2 separate regions of the Homo sapiens genome follow, and region 2 is linked to region 1. Evidence: chromatin loops called from intact Hi-C (ENCODE). Cell type or tissue: Panc1. All regions are shown on one strand. Links, peaks and the distances in the headings refer to the core of each region. The heading gives the core; the rest is flanking DNA.

Region 1 (8,328 bases), core at 204-8,203:
CATCACGTATATCATAGCACTCTCTCCTGGCCTGTAAGGTTTCCACTGAAAGTCTGCTGCCAGATATATTAGAGCTCCATTGTATGTTATTTGTTCCTTTTCTCTTGCTGCTTTAGGATCATTTCTTTATCCTTGACCTTTGGAAGTTTGAATATTAAATGCCTTCAGCTAGTCTTCTTTGGGTTAAATCTGCTTGGTGTCCTATAACCTTCTTGACTTGAATATTTATAGCTTTCTGTAGGTTTGGGAAGTTCTCCATTATTATCCTTTTGAATAAATGTTCTACCTCTGTCTATTTCTCTACTTCCTCTTTAAGGCCAATAACTCTTGGCTTTGCCTTTTTGAGGCTATTTCTAGATCTTGTGGGCGTGCTTCATTGTTTAAAATTTTTTTGTCTCCTCTAATTGTGTACTTTCAAATTGTTTGTCTTCAAGCTCACTAATTTTTTCTTCTGCTTAATTGATTCCACTATTAAGAGACTCTGATGCATTATTATGTCAACTGCATTTTTATCCCCAGAATTTCTGCTTGATTCTTTTTAATTACTTCAATCTCATTGTTAAATTTATCTGATAGAATTCCAAATTCTTTCTCTGTGCTATCTTTAATTTCTTTGAGTTTCCCTGAAACCACTATTTTGAATTCTCTGTCTGGAAGGTCACATATCTCTGTTTTTCTATGATTGGTCCCTGGTGCTTTAATTAGGTTGTTTGGTGAGGTCATGTTTTCCTGGATGGTCTTGATGCTTGTGGATATTCAATGCCTGAGCATTGAAGAGTTAGGTATTTATTGTAGTCTTCTCAGTCTGGCAGTGCATTACCCTTCCGGCTTTGATATGTGCCAATACACATGGAGTATTCCCAGCCAGAGAGACTCCCTCAAGCCTCAGTGTTCAGGGTTTTTACTGGAACTTCATCACAGAGGCATGCTTGATTGTCCATGTGGATCCTCTCAGTTTTCAGTTTCCAGTCCTTCCAGGGGTGACCTAAAGCCCAGACTCTAAATCTCTTAGTCGGATTTCCTGGCCTGGCTAGACCCCACCCTAAATCTCATTATTAGACTATCCATTATGATCCAAGATCCCCAGGCAAAGATACTCCTATTAGGCATTATGTGTCGAAGATTACCTCCCAGGAGTCTAGGACAAAGGTCAGACCTCTTTTTGGTCAACGTTAATTTTTATTTGAAACTATACAACATTGCCATCACTCTGTTATCCTTTCTGTTTTGTCTTCAAAATAACCCTAATTGGTGGGTAAGGATATTATTATAAACAAGATCTCAAGAGGGAAGACGCTGGGGCAAGGTTGCACAGTCGATCCTGGACTCATGGTACAAGACTCTTTCCACTCTCTGAGAGCCCTGAGTCCTGAGAAGATGGAAACAAGGTGTGTATATGTGTGTGTGTGTGCACATGTGTGTTTGTGTGTGTAAATGTACATCTAATGAGTATGTGTGGATATGTGTATGTCTCTGTGCGTTTGTGTATATATGTGGATGTTTGTCTGTAAGTATGGCTGTATATGTGTGTATCTGTTCAGCGGTGCACACCTGTAATGCCAGCTACTCAGGAGGCAGATGAAGGAGGATCACTTGAGCCCAGGAGTTTGAGAGAGAGAGAAAATTTCAATGATCTTCCTGCAATTAGAAGAAGAAACCTGGGGCTGGACATAAAAAGACAAAGCACAGCATAAAGAGGCAGAGAAATATCTGATGAAAAACAAGTGACCAAGAATTAATTAGTTCATCTATAAAGAAATATAGCACTTTAGCAGCAGAATACAACTGGAAAATAATTTCTTCTAGAACCATGATAACTGTCGATCACATATGTTAACTGCCAAAACGTGCAGGACTCTGTGCAGCAGAACTGGCGAGTAAAACCATCTATCTTTTTTTTTTTTTTTTTTTTTTTTTTTTTTTTTTTTTGAGGCAGAGTCTGGCTCTGTTGCCCAGGCTGAAGTGCAGTGGCGCAATCTCGGCTCACTGCGAGCTCTGCCTCCTGGGTTCATGCCATTCTCCTGCCTCAGCCTCCCGAGTACCTGGGACTACAGGTGTCCACCACGCCTGGCTAATTTTTTGTATTTTTAGTAGAGACAGAGTTTCACCGCGTTAGCCAGGATGGTCTCGATCTGACCTCATGATCCCCCTGCCTCAGCCTCCCAAAGTGCTGGGCTTACAGGCGTGAGCCACCATGCCCAGCCAAAACCATCTTTCTTAAACTTATTATTCTACAAGTGGCATTTAACTCTTCTCAATCAAGATTTCACAAACCTATCTCCAGCTTCCAGATGGTGAGGGAAAGTGTGATGAGATTTTATGATAAATCGTGCCTGTCTCTGAGCCCATCTCCTCCTGTTGAAGAGAAGGAAAATGAGGTGAGCACATTACAGCCCTGCCGACAAAAGTCACAAGATAAGCAAATAATTATTATTTAAAACCAGAGAGTCCTATAATTTATTCACAAATGCCACACATTCTATATTAGATCTTTCAGTTCAATTTACTTGTATTCTTTGAAGCAAATTTATAAGATTCAAATTATTCAGAAAATGCTCCCAAGGTAATAGAAGAAAATACTTTAACCACAGGAAGTATCATGCTACACAATATGGTGTGGTGGTGAAGGGTGCAGGCTCTAAAACCAGAAAACACAGGTTCAAGTCCTGGCCCTACCACCTTGGCAAGGTTACATGGTCTCTCTGTGCCTCCATTTCCCCATCTAAAATGTGGGAATGACAATAATAGTGTCTATTTCACAGAGCTGTTTTGAGGAAAATAATATATGTAAAGCACTGTGAACAGCAGTCAGTGCTATATAAGTGTTTGCTCTAGTTATTTTAACATTTCAGATGATAAATATCTACCCAGTTATTCAGATGACAAGCGTCCCTAAGCTGATAACATGATGAAGAGCTTTTGGGTTTCTTAATTTCCATCAGTTTTGTGAGGGAAAAAATACCACAAGAAGAAGAGCAACTGAAGCAGGCGTGAGGAGGAAACTTGGCTTAAGATTGGGGGGCTTGGGGTTATTAGGCTTTCATCTTCTAAAATGTCCTAAGCTCCACTGATAAGAAGACGCTTAATATCAATCTAGCTAAAAAGGACCAATAGGCCCCAAAAGACACTGAGTTAGAGACAAAAATAGCAGGGTAATAAATGAAATATGGAAAACTACACAACCAGAAAAATAAACAGCTACCAGTACCCAAAACGTGGTTAAATCTCACAGGATTATATTGAATGAAAGAAGCCAGCCACAAACGTGCACATACTGATTCCATTTATATGAAGTTCAAGAACAGGTGAAACTAATCCATGGAATCATGTGAGATTTAGCCATGTTTTGGGGACTGCCAATATGGCACTTTGAACAATGTGTGGAAAGGACAGAAAAACAAAAGAAGAAAACTGAGGTAGGTGGCTCCCTCAAGCCCTTTCATAAGGTCACTAATCCCATCCATGTGGGGGCTCCTCCCTCATGACTTAATCATCTCCTAAAGACTCCACCTCCTAATGCTATCACATTGGGGTTTAAGTTCCAACATGAATTTTGGAGGAGACACAATCATTCCAACCATAGCAAATATACTTTACTAAAAAAGAAGAAAAAAGAAAAATCTTGTCTCTAAACATAATATTTTCAGTTTATATATTTACAGCCCAGTTTTCCACTTGCTTACATACATATTTGTGACCACGAATGTCATTCTTAACTGAGAAAAGTTTCAGTAAGTTAATTTTTTTCTCACATTATCTATGAATATCTTATTCACATAAAACCAAATTTCTAACCTAGATTTTAGGTTGAGACAGAAACCCATAGTCATTAGTTGCAATGTGAGAATGACAGAGAGATATTAACTAGCAGAATCCAACTATAAAAATAAATTTAAGAGCACAATTCTCTACTCAATGTAGAGTTGTACTCTACTAATGACTCCCCCAGACAAATCATTACTTGGATAGCAATGAATCAACTAAAAATGGAAGTGAGAAAAGTTAGAGTCCTTTTTGCAATGGATGGATGTTTATGAGACTATTAAGTGAAGAGGGTTCAGAAACAAGGGGATAAAAGGCATGCTAATTTGGGGTTGAATGGAGTAATGAGATGATCTTGGAAACATAAGAATTGCGCTTAATGGGACTTGTCTACTTGCAATTCAATAAACCAATATACGTAAATTCAAAGAGACAAAGGACATGAGCACTCAGAACAAAACCATAGGAATACGGCCAGGTGCAGTGGCTCAGGCCTGTAATCCCAGCACTTAGGGAGGCTGAGGCGGGCAAATCACCTGAGGTCAGGAGTTTCTGACCAGCCTGGCCAACGGGGTGAAACCCCATCTCTTCTAAAGATACAAAAATCAACCAGGCGTGGTGGTGGACGCCTATAGTACCAGCTACTTGGGAGGCTGAGGCATGAGAATCACTGGAACCAGAAGGCGAAGGTTGCAGTGACCTGATTGTGCCACTGCACTCCAGCCTGGGCAACAGAACGAGACTCCGTCTCAAAACAAACAAACAAACAAACAAATAAAAATTTGCAGGAATAAATGTAGCAAAGAGGCACCAGAGTTGATATAAGGGTCACTGTTCCACATCTGACATCTTTAATTCTTGAGTCATGGAGATGGCAAGCCAAGAACAGAATCTTCTGACTGGAAGCTAAAACCAGCCTTTGGGATGGGTTCAGAGAGACTGTTCAGACTCAAGATGCCAAGGCAGATGTTGCCTGGTCGAAAATATCACGAATGCAACAGCATTTTCAAAAACAGTGGGCCTTGGGGAAAGAAAACGCTGTGTGTTTAAAAAGAAAAAAACAATTAAAAGAATAGAAACAAGGAAGAAAAAGTGATCAGACAGTAGGGTGACCAGAGGTTCTGGTTTGCAAGGTACAGCTAAGGTTATGACTATCCTGGTGCAATTATGATAGTGCCCCCTTTCACTTTCCGAAGTGTCTGGATTTGGATGATAAAGCATATGCTCACCCTACCAAAGAGAGGAAATTAGCCGGACGACCCATGTGTCCATTTTAAACGGTGTGGGCTGATCCACAGCTGCGTGCCGCTGCCCAGCTGAGCGGTGTGCACCACCTCTGCCTCGCCCTACCCCACCCTGCCCGAGTCTCCAGGAAGGCTGGAACAGAACCCTCGGTTCCCGCGCGGCTCTGGTGCCACCTGCAGGTTATATGGGGGAACTGCTTCTCCCCACCCCAACCCTGGACAGACTTGGACTTGGCCAAAAGACAGAGCACGCGAAGCCCCGGCAGGGGAATGGGCTGGACCCAACAGTGAAGTTCACGTTACAGAATCAGAAGGGCCCAGCTTAAACCAACAAAGCCCAGCTCCTCCTCTTCCTACCCACTCCTGTCCTGTCTCATTTTGTAGAAGGGAAACTGAAGCCTAATTCAGATTTTTCATTGGTAGGATTGTGAAGCATACAGCTGGAGCCTCCCAGGTGCCATTCCCCACATCTCTGTCTTTCCCCTAATACGTTAGGATAGTGGGGAAGCAAGCGAGCTTAAGCTTACTAAGCTCCTACTGTGTACTGGCCAGAGTGGGCACTTTTCTCTCCAGCCTTGCAATTGATGGGAAATAGGTGATTACACAGCTAGGATACAGGATTAGAGTGGGCTAGCGATGTGCTTACAGTCTCTCAGCTGAAACTGGAACCCAGTGTGAATATGTCAGTCTAAATGGAGAGCTCTATGCATGTTCCTCTCTATTCCCTTTGTTACCAATACCAATTCCCAAGGCAGAGCCCCAGGAGGGCTGGCCTGAAGGACCTGGAGGTTAATAGAAAACAGCTCAAGAGTGGTGTACACGTCACTGGACTTTGGATTTCCCCTGCTGTGTTGGAGCCTGTGATTGCTTCCGGCAGTAAACTGAGGACACTGTAGGGTTCACCTTCTTTTAGGGATCATAGTTCTGCTCGACCTGTTCTCCAATGTCCGAAAACTATTGTTTTATATATGTTGTTCCATTTTTCTAGTTGTTCAAGGTGGGAGGCAAATCTGGTCCCTGTTATCAATCATGGCCACATGTAGAGGTTGCAGGATGTTGTTTATATATCTTTTTTTTTTTTTTGAGACAGGATCTCACTCTGTCACCCCAAGTGGCACCATCTCAGCTCACTGCCACCTACACTTCGTGGCCTCAAGTGATCCTCCCACCTCAGCCTCCCAAAGTGCTGGGATTACAGGTGTGAGCCACTGCGCCCAGCCTAAAATTGTATCTTTCTTATTATCAGTGAAGTTAAACATTTTTTCCTGTGTGTCAGTGGCATTTGCATTTTTCTTTGAACTTTCATATATTTTTTCAATTTTTCTTAGAATTGTTGGTCTTTGTCTTCTCTACTTTTAGAATAGAATGAATATGATATTAATCATACTTCGAATTGTGGCCATGATGGAGTACCTGAATTGATGATGGTCTCCCAGCATAAACAACTACAAAGCTGGACAAAGTACATGAAGAAATTGTCTTCAGGCATTGGGCAATAGGCAGTTCCAGGTACAAACTGAGAGAAGGGAATCACATGAAGTGACTGCTACATTTTTCTGGTGGGGAAAGTTTCCAAACCCTCAATGACAGCATGAGGAAGCAGAGTCCAAGCCAAGAGGATCAGTCTTGTTTGGTGGAGGAAACAGGGACTGCCACTCAGGGCTGCTAAAATGTGTGTGGCAGAGTATCAGAAAGGACGGAGTTGCAGAGAAGGAGCCCCAGAAATCTTATAGAGGTTGTTGCAGGTCCTTGGCCAAATCCCAAACTACGAATGTGTGGATTGAGACTCTGCAAGGCCCAGCACAGAACAGCCGATGGGGAGCTGAAAGCTAAACATCGATTTCAGTGGTCACAGAGTGCTGGGGATACACCCGAATTCTGGCTCAACCAGAGTCTCCACTCTTGGAATCTCAGGTCTTGATGAATATCCCAGACATTCACAGAGGGCCTAGAAGGCCATGCCTTGGGATTAAGGAAGATTCCCTAGGAATAAGGGCAAAACTGAAAAACAGCTCACCCTAACAAAGCCTAAAATGTAGCCTTGACACACATGATCAAGTTAACCCATCAGTAATTTAATTCCCTGCAAAACAAAACTCAACACTAGAGTAGGATAACATAATCCATATCTCTACAATGAAGGTTCACAATGTCCAACAGATCAAGAAATACTTACTAGATAAGTGAAAAAGTGAGAAAATACATCCTAAAATTAAGAGAAAACCAGTCAATACGAACAGACCCACCATGCATGGTGGCTCATGCCTGTAATCCCAGCACTTTGGGAGGCCAAGGCAAGTAGATCACTTGAGCTCAAGACTTCGAGACCAGCCTGGGCAACATGGCAAAACCTCATCTCTACTAAAAATTCAAAAATGAGTTGGGTGTGGTGGTGTGTGGGGGTCCATAACCCCCAGGCTGTGGGCTCTACCAGTCAGTGACCTGTTAGGAACCAGGCTGCGCAGCAGGAAGTGAGTGGTGGGCAGCGAGCATTACTGCCAGAGCTCCGCCCCCCATCAGATCAGCAGGCATTAGATTCTCCTAGAAGTGTGAACCCTAATGTGAACTGCACATGCGAGGGATCTAGGTTTCACACTCTTTATGAGAATCTAATGCCTGATGATCTGAAGTGGAACAGTTTCATACCGTAACCACCACCCCCAACCCCGTCTGTGGAAAAATTGTCTTCCACGAAACCAGCCAGGACTGCTGGTGGCATGTGCCTGTGGTCCCAGCTACTTGGAAGGCTGAGGTGGAAGGATGGCTTGAGCCTGGGAAGTGGAGGTTGCAGTGAGCTGAGATCATGCCACTGCACTCCAGCCTGGACAACAGAGTGAGACCTTATCTCAAAGAAACAAACAAACAAAAAGGGCCAGGCATGGTGGCTCACACCTGTAATCCCAGCACTTTGGGAGGCTGAGGCAGGCAGATCACCTGAGGTCAGGAATTCAAGACCAGCCAGGTGAGGTGGAGGTTGCAGCAAGCTGAGATGGCGCCATTGTACTCCAGCCTGGGCTACAAGAGCAAAACTCCATCTCAAAAAAAAAAAAAAAAAAAGAAAAAGAAAAAGAAAAGACCCATAAATGGCTCACACATTAGAATTATTAGGCAAGAGCTTTAAAGTAACTGTACATACATTAAAGAATTTAGAGAAATATCAACACCTGTGAAGGATGGTGAAAAAAGAATAGAGAGAAATAAGTTTTAGTATAAGTATGTCCTAAATATGCATGGTACGTACTTACTAAAAAAAAGTTGATTTTTTATCAGAAATCTAAATTCAACTGGGTGTCCTATATTTTATCTAGCATCTCTACCCCAA
Region 2 (8,328 bases), core at 266-8,265, 150 kb before region 1:
GCTAGGGACCTGACCCATCAGTGAGGAGGGAGGGCCAGGCCCACCAGGGTAGCAGCCTGGGTCCCGATGGCCCCCAGTTAGAGAGTTTATGGGTGACCCATTCATAGGGGCTTCCTGAGGGTGTGAGGACTGCTGAGAGCTCTCCCAGAGAGACCCAACCCTCAGGGCTTAAGTTGGGGTGGTGGGGCCACGAAGTGGGCCCAGGCTTTGATGGACCCTCAGGAGTGTAAGGGGGAAGAGTGGCTAAGAGTTTCTGCTTGGATTTCCCATCTTGGGCTCAACCCATGGCCCTTGATGCTCCCTAGTTATGTGGCCTTAGACAAATCACTCTTAACCTCTTCAGCCCTGTTTGCTGAGCAGTAAGCTGGGGTCAGGATGCATCTGTCTGCACAGTGATGTGGAGGAGGATTAAATTAGGTGATGTGTTAAGTGCTTAGCACAGTATCCTGAGCATAGAAAACCCTTATGAGAGCCCAAAGGAGAAAAAATTAAAAGATTTGGACCCAGGCCCAAGGAGTGATGGTGGTGGTGCTGATGGGGTGGGTGTGGTGGAAATAGGGAGGCCTGGACACAACCTGGTTATCAGCACAGAGGTCTGGGCAGAACTCACCTCCCTCCCAACTTCACACCCTGTGGGCAGAGCAGAGAGCCTCCCATTGGCCCCTTACCTGGTCCTGGCTGAGGATGTTCTGCAGAGGCAGAGGCCTAGGCAGGACAGCACCGGGCTGCTGGGGCTTAGGGATGGCACCCCCTCCAGCGCTTTTTCTCTGCTTTCCTCCAAGGCTGCATTCGCGATTCTATGAGCTGGCCCCCAACCTCGTCCCAATGGACTACAGGAAGAGCCCCATCGTCCACGTGCCCATGAGCCTCATCATCCAGATGCCAGAGCTCCGGGTATGTGCAGGACCTCTTGCTGGCGAGCAGGGGATCTGTGCCTCTGGACCAGCAGCAGAGGCCCCCAGGTCTAGGCTGAACCCAGCTCCACCCTTTGTGTCTGCGTGGCTCTGAGCAGATCACAGAACCTCTCTGTGCCTCAGTTTCCTCATCTGTACTCTGAATAAATAAGCTATGTGGGCTCTGTAAGGGTGCTGTACATCAGTGGCCACCCAACTGCAGGCCATGGGCTTGTGCTCATTTGCTTGTCCCTTTGTTAAGTGGCCCCAAGCCTGCTGTAGTTGGCAGACCTGTGTCTGCTTTGTTAGATAACTTTTCTGTCTCCCCGTTGTCTGGCTGTGGCTTCTCACTGAGGTCAGCATGGTGGTCATCCATAGCATCATTTCTCAGACTTTAACGTACCTGTTAAAATTTAATTTTAAACTCCCCAGGGATCTTGTCCAAATGCCAATTCAGGCTCAGTACATGTGGAGTAGAGTCAGGATTCTGCTTTTCGAGCAAGTTCCCAGGTGAGACTGATGCTGCTGATCCTCAGACCATATATATCTGAATGTTTCGTTTCATGAGTTCCTTATCCATAATATGTAAAGTGCATTCAGCATTAAGAAGGCATTTGGGGCACAACTCCCCATTGCAGTGGGACTTCGTCAGTAGCCCCTTGCCAGGCCTGGGATGTGTGGCTTGAAGGTGGAGTCAGAGTGCTATATGGCATCCACTTGGGGCCTGCACTCTGGTTGTGACCTCAGTCCTGAGAGACAATGGGCCCCAGGCTCAGCCCTGGACCAGCACCCCGTCTGGCCCAGCAAGGGGCTCAAGAGCAAGCTCAGAGGGTTGCTGGAGCAGGTGAGACACTCATGGGTAGGACCCAAGTGGTCTGTCTCTGAGCCTCCCGCACTGGCCTGGGCTGGGCACGGAATGGCGCTAGCCAAGCGCTAGCTCAGTTGGGATGGAAGGGCTGCAGGATGAGTGATTTGGGGATCTAGGAAGGCATCCGTGTACAGCTCCCTGGGAGAGGCAGCATCCAAGGTGGTCTAGGGGAGAATTCACAGGAGCAGAGTGACAGCAGACCTGGGCCTGAACTGGCTGTATGGCTCTTGCTGCTTGACTGGTCCAGTTATCTGACCCCACATCCACCTCCCACGATCCTGGCCTGACACGGCCTGAGCTGAGGGCCACCAGTGCCCTGGGCTGTCATCTTCTTCTGCTGGGGACAGAGCCCTACACATCCAGGCAGAGCCTCTGTGTGCTCTTCTGGGTAACAGGACGAATCTGTGCTTCTGCTTCTGCTTCAGATGAGGCAGTGCCTCCAGTGATAACACACTGGCTGTGCTCAGCATTTTTTTTTTTTTTTTTTTTTGGAGACATGGTCTTGCTCTGTCGCCCAGGCTGGAGTGCAGTGGGACGATCATGGCTCACTGAAGCCTCAAACTCCTGGGCTCAAGTGATTCCTCCACCTCAGTCTCCCAAATAGCGGGACTACAGGCGTGCACCACTGTCCCTGGCTGTGCCCATCTTAATGATGTGACATGACCCAGTAGAATGCTTCCTGAGCTCTTACATGTGCCGGGCCTGGTACCAACACCTTACATACTTTAGCTCATTTAATCCCATCACAACCCAATTAAGAAGGTGTTATTATTATTCCCTTTTTACAGATGGGGAAACCGAGGCTCAGAGGGATTTGGTCACTCCTCCAGGGTCACACAGGCTGTCCACAGTCTGGCTCCGGGGCCCTCCTGCTTATCCTGCACCCACAGTGATTGCTGTGTGTGTTTTCTTCAGGAGAATCCCTTCAAAGAAAGGATCGTGGCGGCGTTTTCCGAGGATGGTGAGGGGAACCTCACTTTCAACGACTTTGTGGACATGTTTTCCGTGCTCTGCGAGTCGGCTCCCCGAGAGCTCAAGGCAAACTATGCCTTCAAGATCTATGGTAACCAGGGCTAGAGGAGGGGGCCTGAATATGCGGTGGGGGAACATGTGGGGCCCTTAGGCTGTCTGGTTACTACTGGCTCCTGCCCTAGGGACACCAAGAACAGTGAAGCTGATCTGTCCTCTGAAGAGTGCCTGTCCAGTGGGGTGGCCAAGGGAGACGATCAGTCCCTGAGAGACATCTGTGAGGGTCCTGAGAACGAAGGAGGGAGGGACTCACCCATCCCAGGTCGGGTGGTTAGTGTGAGAGGGGTCCCAGGCATGACCTTTAAGCAGGGACTAGCAGAGGCTTGGACTGGAGAAGAGGGGGCTGGCAGACCTGACAGAGGGCGCAGCCCATGCAGACACAGGGAAGCGCAGAGCTTGATAAGGAGATGGGAGGAACTTGGAAGGTGGTGGGACAGGGGGCGGTATGAGTCTGGAGAGAATCTGGGGCCAGGCTGTGGGAGCCAGCCACAGAGTTTGGACCTAGTGATCCAGACACCAGGGCCACTGCAAGGTTTCCAGTGAGGAAGGGCAGCTCTGTTTTCTAGAAGGATCACTCAGCAGCTTTGAGGTGTAAAATGGAGGAGCCAGAGAGGCTGCCTAGGCCATGGTGGTAAGGCCAGGCCTGCAGGGGGGCCTCTGGAGCCCCCCCGAATACTGCCTGAGGTAGGGCCACCTGGATTCACCCCGCCCAGCTCTGCCCTCAGGCTGGCTGTCTCACCAGCCACCAGAGGGCGGCGGGCACTCATGAGCCAAGGACTCATGCTTCTCCCACAGCCACAGGGAGAAAACTTCATACCCACGAGCTCACCCCCTCTGCTGGCCTGACAGACCCATGGGGACTGGTGTCAAATCCTCAGATAGACCTCAGTTGAGATGCCTAAGGCCTAGGAAGGGGCTGGGACCCAACTTGGACCTGAAGAGTCAAGGTCAAAGCTCCTGTCCTCAGCACGTTTGATCAGACACTGGATCCCAAAGGCAGCAGGGCCTATCAGGGGCTGACATTTTGCTTTCTTTTTTCTTTTCTTTTCTTTTTTTTTTTTTTTTTTGAGACAGAGTCCCACTGTCGCCCAGGCTGGAGTGCAATCGTGTGATCTCGGCTCACTGCAACCTCTGCCTCCCGGGTTCAAGCGATTCTCTTGCCTCAGCCTCCCAAGTTCAAACGATTCTCCTGCCTCAGCCTCCTGAGTAGCTGAGATTACAGGTGCCCGCCACTACACCTGGCTAATTTTTGTAATTTTAGTAGAGATGGGGTTTCACCATGTTGGTCAGGCTGGTCTCGAACTCCCGACCTCAGGTGATCTGCCTGCCTTGGCCTCCCAAAGTGCTGTGATTACAGGTGTGAGCCACCACGCCCAGACTGACGTTTCACTTTCTAGTTATCATGTTTATTTCAGAGGACTTTGGTTTCTGTCTGTGCACCCACGTTTTGCTTGCATATTAGAAAGAAAATACCTGCCAGTCTGCCCTCCACAAACTATGCCCACATGGCTCATGTAAAAAGCTTCTCAGATTCCACCCAACATCCGCCCGGTCTTGGACCCCATAGCATTGCTCCTGGGACGGGCTGCTGTCTGCCCAAGACAGGGGCGTGCAGATCGCATGGACCGGGTGGGCACAGGAATACATGGAAGAACTGTGGCTTCCTTGCTGCTCTAGGCTGGGGGTGGAGTGGGGAGAGGCAGCCAGGGCCCTCCTAGTCTGGCGCTGGGGAGGCCTGGGGCCTCATTTGCAACAATGATCATCTCACTTCTGAGCCTCAGTTTACTCAGGTTAAATGGCCACAGGAATTCAGCCAGCCAGCCAGCAAATCTTTCCAGAGATTTGCTATGTCCCATGCCATGGGCAGAGATGAATACTCCCTGACGCATACCCTAGAGTTGTGCCCAGGCCTCTGCAGAGATAGACAGGGCAGAGTCACCCCAAGAGCTTGGGCTCTAGGGTCCAACAATGACCGGGATGTGACCTCAGGCAGGTACCTCTCCTTTTCACCTCCCTGTTTCTTTTTTTATTTTTGAGATAGAGTCTCGCTCTGTCAACGAGGCTGGAGTGCAGTGGTGCGATCTCAGCTCACTGCAAGCTCCGCCTCCTGGGTTCACGCCATTCTCCTGCTTCAGCCTCCTGAGTAGCTGGGACTACAGGCGTCCACCACCACGCCCGGCTAATTTTTTTTTTTTTGTATTTTTAGTAGAGACGGGGTTTCACCGTGTTAGCCAGGATGGTCTCAATCTCCTGGCCTCGTGATCCACCCACCTCGGACTCGCAAAGTGCTGGGATTACAGGCGTGAACCACCGCGCCTGGCCACCTCTCTGTTTCTTCATGTGTATAGTGGAGATTCAATTGTGCCTGCCTCATAGTTTTGTTTTGAAAATTAAATGAGAAAGAGCATATAATGCTCACATGATGGGTCTTTGTCACTACCATTAATGTCAGAGTTTGCCAATGGGCAACAGAAGCTCATTTGCGGGGAAGAGGACCCTTATCGCTAGAAAGCCCCGCCACTGGGAGGTGATGTGTGAGCCAAAATTTGAAGGATGACCAGGAGTTTGCTGGGAAGGGACCCCAGGCAGAAGAAACAGCACATGCGCAGATCTGGTAGTTGGGCTCAAAATGTAAGAAGAGAGAGTTCACTTTGATGTGGCCAGGCATGGCTCGGTCCTCTGAACCATTTTGCTGTGCTTTGGGGCAGTGGTAGTGCCTTTTGCTGGGTAGAATCAAACCATGTTCCCTGCTCTGTGTGCACAAAGGCCAGGCACAGGCCCCTCTCTAAGGGTCTTTTGATTTTGAGTCTCCTGACCCACCGTGTCTTCTGGTCACACACCACTGAGGCAACGGGGTGCAGTTTAGAAAACATGGGTCTTAGAGTCCCATAGGCCCTAGTCAGAATCCCTGCTCCATCTCCGAGTGGCTCTCCCACCTTGATTCAATCGCATGGCCTTTTTGGGCCTTAGTTTCCTTAGCTCTAGAAGTCTAAAGGGAACACTGGGTCCACTGTGGGCTAAGGCCAGGAAGGGCTATCTGGCCTAAGCCTGAAGTTCTCAGGAAACCTCAGATTTGGACTTTTGACCTGCTTCAGGATGTGGTTTAGTCATTGTGGGGTTGTTGTTGGTGGTGGATGTGGGTGTTTAAGCGATGCCTGGTGGGTAAGCCCTCTTGGGGGCAGGGATCCAGTATCCCAAGAGTGTGCATGGAGATGCTCTGGGGACATCAGAAGCTGGTGGAGGTAGTGGGGCCAGCTAGGAGGAAGAGCTATAGTGTAGGGGTCCCTGGGTGCACGCAGCCTGGACTTGAACATGTCCAACCCCTGCCCTACAGACTTCAACACTGACAACTTCATCTGCAAGGAGGACCTGGAGCTGACGCTGGCCCGGCTCACTAAGTCAGAGCTGGATGAGGAGGAGGTGGTGCTTGTGTGCGACAAGGTCATTGAGGAGGCTGACTTGGACGGTGACGGCAAGCTGGGCTTTGCTGACTTCGAGGACATGATTGCCAAGGCCCCTGACTTCCTCAGGTGCTGCCACTACAGGGGCCGGGCTTGGGCAGGGCAGAGCAGGGCAGGCCGGGATGTTGGGGCTGAGGCCCCTATCACTCGCTATTTGTGAGCAGTGGTGTGCGGCCAGGAAGCAGGAGGTCACGTTCAAGCCACCCTTGCCCTAGACGTGTGACTGGCCTTTGTCCCCTGCAGGGGGAAGGTTGAAGACCTGGGGGCCCCTTCAGTGATAAGTGGGGGCAGAACTCCCTGGGCACCGCTGTTCCTCCGTCTTCCCCCAGTGTTGATTACCTGCATCCACTATGCAGGGTTCCCTAATGAGGCACTGTCCAGCATGGGGCTGGGGCCTGCTGTGCTTTTCCCTGAGGAGCCTTTACCTGCCCGACCCAGGGCCTCTCACCCTCTCTTGCCCTTTCTCTCTTTCTAGCACTTTCCACATCCGGATCTGAGGACACTGCCGAGGCTGTAGGGGCCTAGAAGTCCACCATCCTGCCCTGCAGTCACATGGGTGTGGCCTCCAAGCTCCCCAGGAAAGCAGTGGCAGCCTCTGGGGTTTACACCACAAATATATCCTGTGGCCCTTTCAGCAAAAAAAAAACCTTAACCAGGAAGGGGGCCTGTGAAGGTTAGGACCCTTCCCACAGCCCCGCTGTGGTCCAGCCCCGGGACCCATGGCCTCTCTCCAGGCCCTCCGCACCCCGCCCCATGCCCCAGTCCTTTCCTACTCCAGAAATGCTCCCCACCCCCCCAAAGAGGGAAAAGCAGATAACCCAACAGGAGGTGGTGGGGTCTGACGTGTCCAAGTGCTGGCAGACACCCTGGTCACCCAGGACAGAGCGGAAAAAAAAAAAAGAGGTCAGGGTTTTAACGAGCTATGCAATCTTTTTCCAAAACCCAAGGTTGGGCTGCTTCCCACCCCTGCCTGTTCCCCTTCTCCCGGCCTCCTTCACAATGTGAAGCTGTGGGTGCAGTGGGCCCAAGGGCTCTTGCTCCTGTCTCTGCCTCTGGGTCATGAGTACCACCCTGCCTGCCTCCCCAACACCGTGGAATCCTCACTGGTGTGCTGTCCACAGATTTGTGAACTCCTGGTAGTAAAACACTTTTGCATCCCTTTGCTCTCCATGTATGCTAATGTTAGGAAATGTTTGAGGGTACCTTTGCTTCTGATCCTTGAAATCCCACCATTGGTGTCTCACCTCTCGGCATTAGGCAGTGCCTCCTGCTTTAGGCACTAACTTTGATTTCAGTGCGTGTGCCATCGGGAGGAAAACACATTCATGCCCCGAACCTTCCGTGAATTCCCTGACAGTATCTCTGGTTAACATTTGGGAGTGCTAACCACTCAGGCACAGGGACAGTTGCTTCAGTCTCAATCCTTAAACCCCCAAGGAGGGAGGGACTCTTACAGGCCTATATTTCAGGAAAAGCTGCATAGCCAAGTGGTCACTAAGAGTAGATTTCCCACAAATGCAACCTGAGCCCGCTCTGCCCAGGGTCAGGGCAGGGAGGAGGGGCACGTATGGTGTTCTCTCTGGAGATGATCAGTCCTGTTTTCTGCATCCCAGGCCTGGGGGTTGTTGGGAGTGGGGTAGCAAGCCAGCTGTCCACCCTTATAGAGAAGGGGACATGTGGATAGGAAGGGAAGTGACACACAAAACAGGAAGTTTCCTGAGGGACAGAGTTCCAGGAAGAGCCAGCCTGACCTGAGGGTACAGCTGGAGCGAAGAGGCCTGAAGCAGAGGATGTGGCTTCTGGCCCTCCCCTCCTTTTCGCTGATGGGGCCGCAAGGAGGGGAACTGGTTTTGTTCTCGGTAGCAATTGCATGATGTCACTTGGCCAGTTAGAAAGGTGTCTGTGCTAGCACACAGCCTGCCACACATTCGGTAAGTGCTCAGTAGTGGGAGGCAGGTTCAGTCAGTCTGCCTGGGCCTCAGCATGCTTATCTGGGAAATGGGGGTGGTGACCCCTGCCTTTGGCCAATCTCATTCCTCTCCAGTCCCTCCTGTGCATGGATGGGAGGCACAAGGAA

The links. A loop is a pair of places that touch in the nucleus more often than their neighbours do. Peaks named below come from ENCODE experiments on the same cell type or tissue, not always from the same donor. Only the 100,000 strongest peaks of a DNase experiment are listed, where the experiment ranks them.
Region 2: it touches region 1 in a loop (8-fold over the local background); 106 of 110 quality-filtered maps call a loop at or near these places.

What each region holds. Positions count from the first base shown.
Region 1 is chr15:77,956,414-77,964,741 of GRCh38, reverse strand. No RefSeq gene overlaps it. Among named protein-coding and RNA genes, the nearest start is that of TBC1D2B, 120 kb to the left of the region's middle. RefSeq lists an enhancer at 3,837-4,382 and a silencer at 5,041-5,335. In Panc1, for the core only: CTCF peaks have their summits at 4,903 and 5,180 (motif pointing left); a DNase peak (open chromatin) is centred at 5,211; H3K4me3 peaks cover 821 bases; H3K27ac peaks cover 545 bases.
Region 2 is chr15:78,103,731-78,112,058 of GRCh38, reverse strand. SH2D7 (SH2 domain containing 7) reads right to left here. Exons shown (of 6, transcript NM_001101404.2): 6 at 7,697-8,328. It overlaps CIB2 (calcium and integrin binding family member 2), which reads left to right. Exons shown (of 6, transcript NM_006383.4): 3 at 783-894; 4 at 2,677-2,824; 5 at 6,125-6,320; 6 at 6,727-7,453. The coding sequence ends at 6,748. Among named protein-coding and RNA genes, the nearest start is that of SH2D7, 15 kb to the right of the region's middle. RefSeq lists an enhancer at 7,962-8,031. In Panc1, for the core only: CTCF peaks have their summits at 3,276 and 3,538 (motif pointing right); a DNase peak (open chromatin) is centred at 3,628.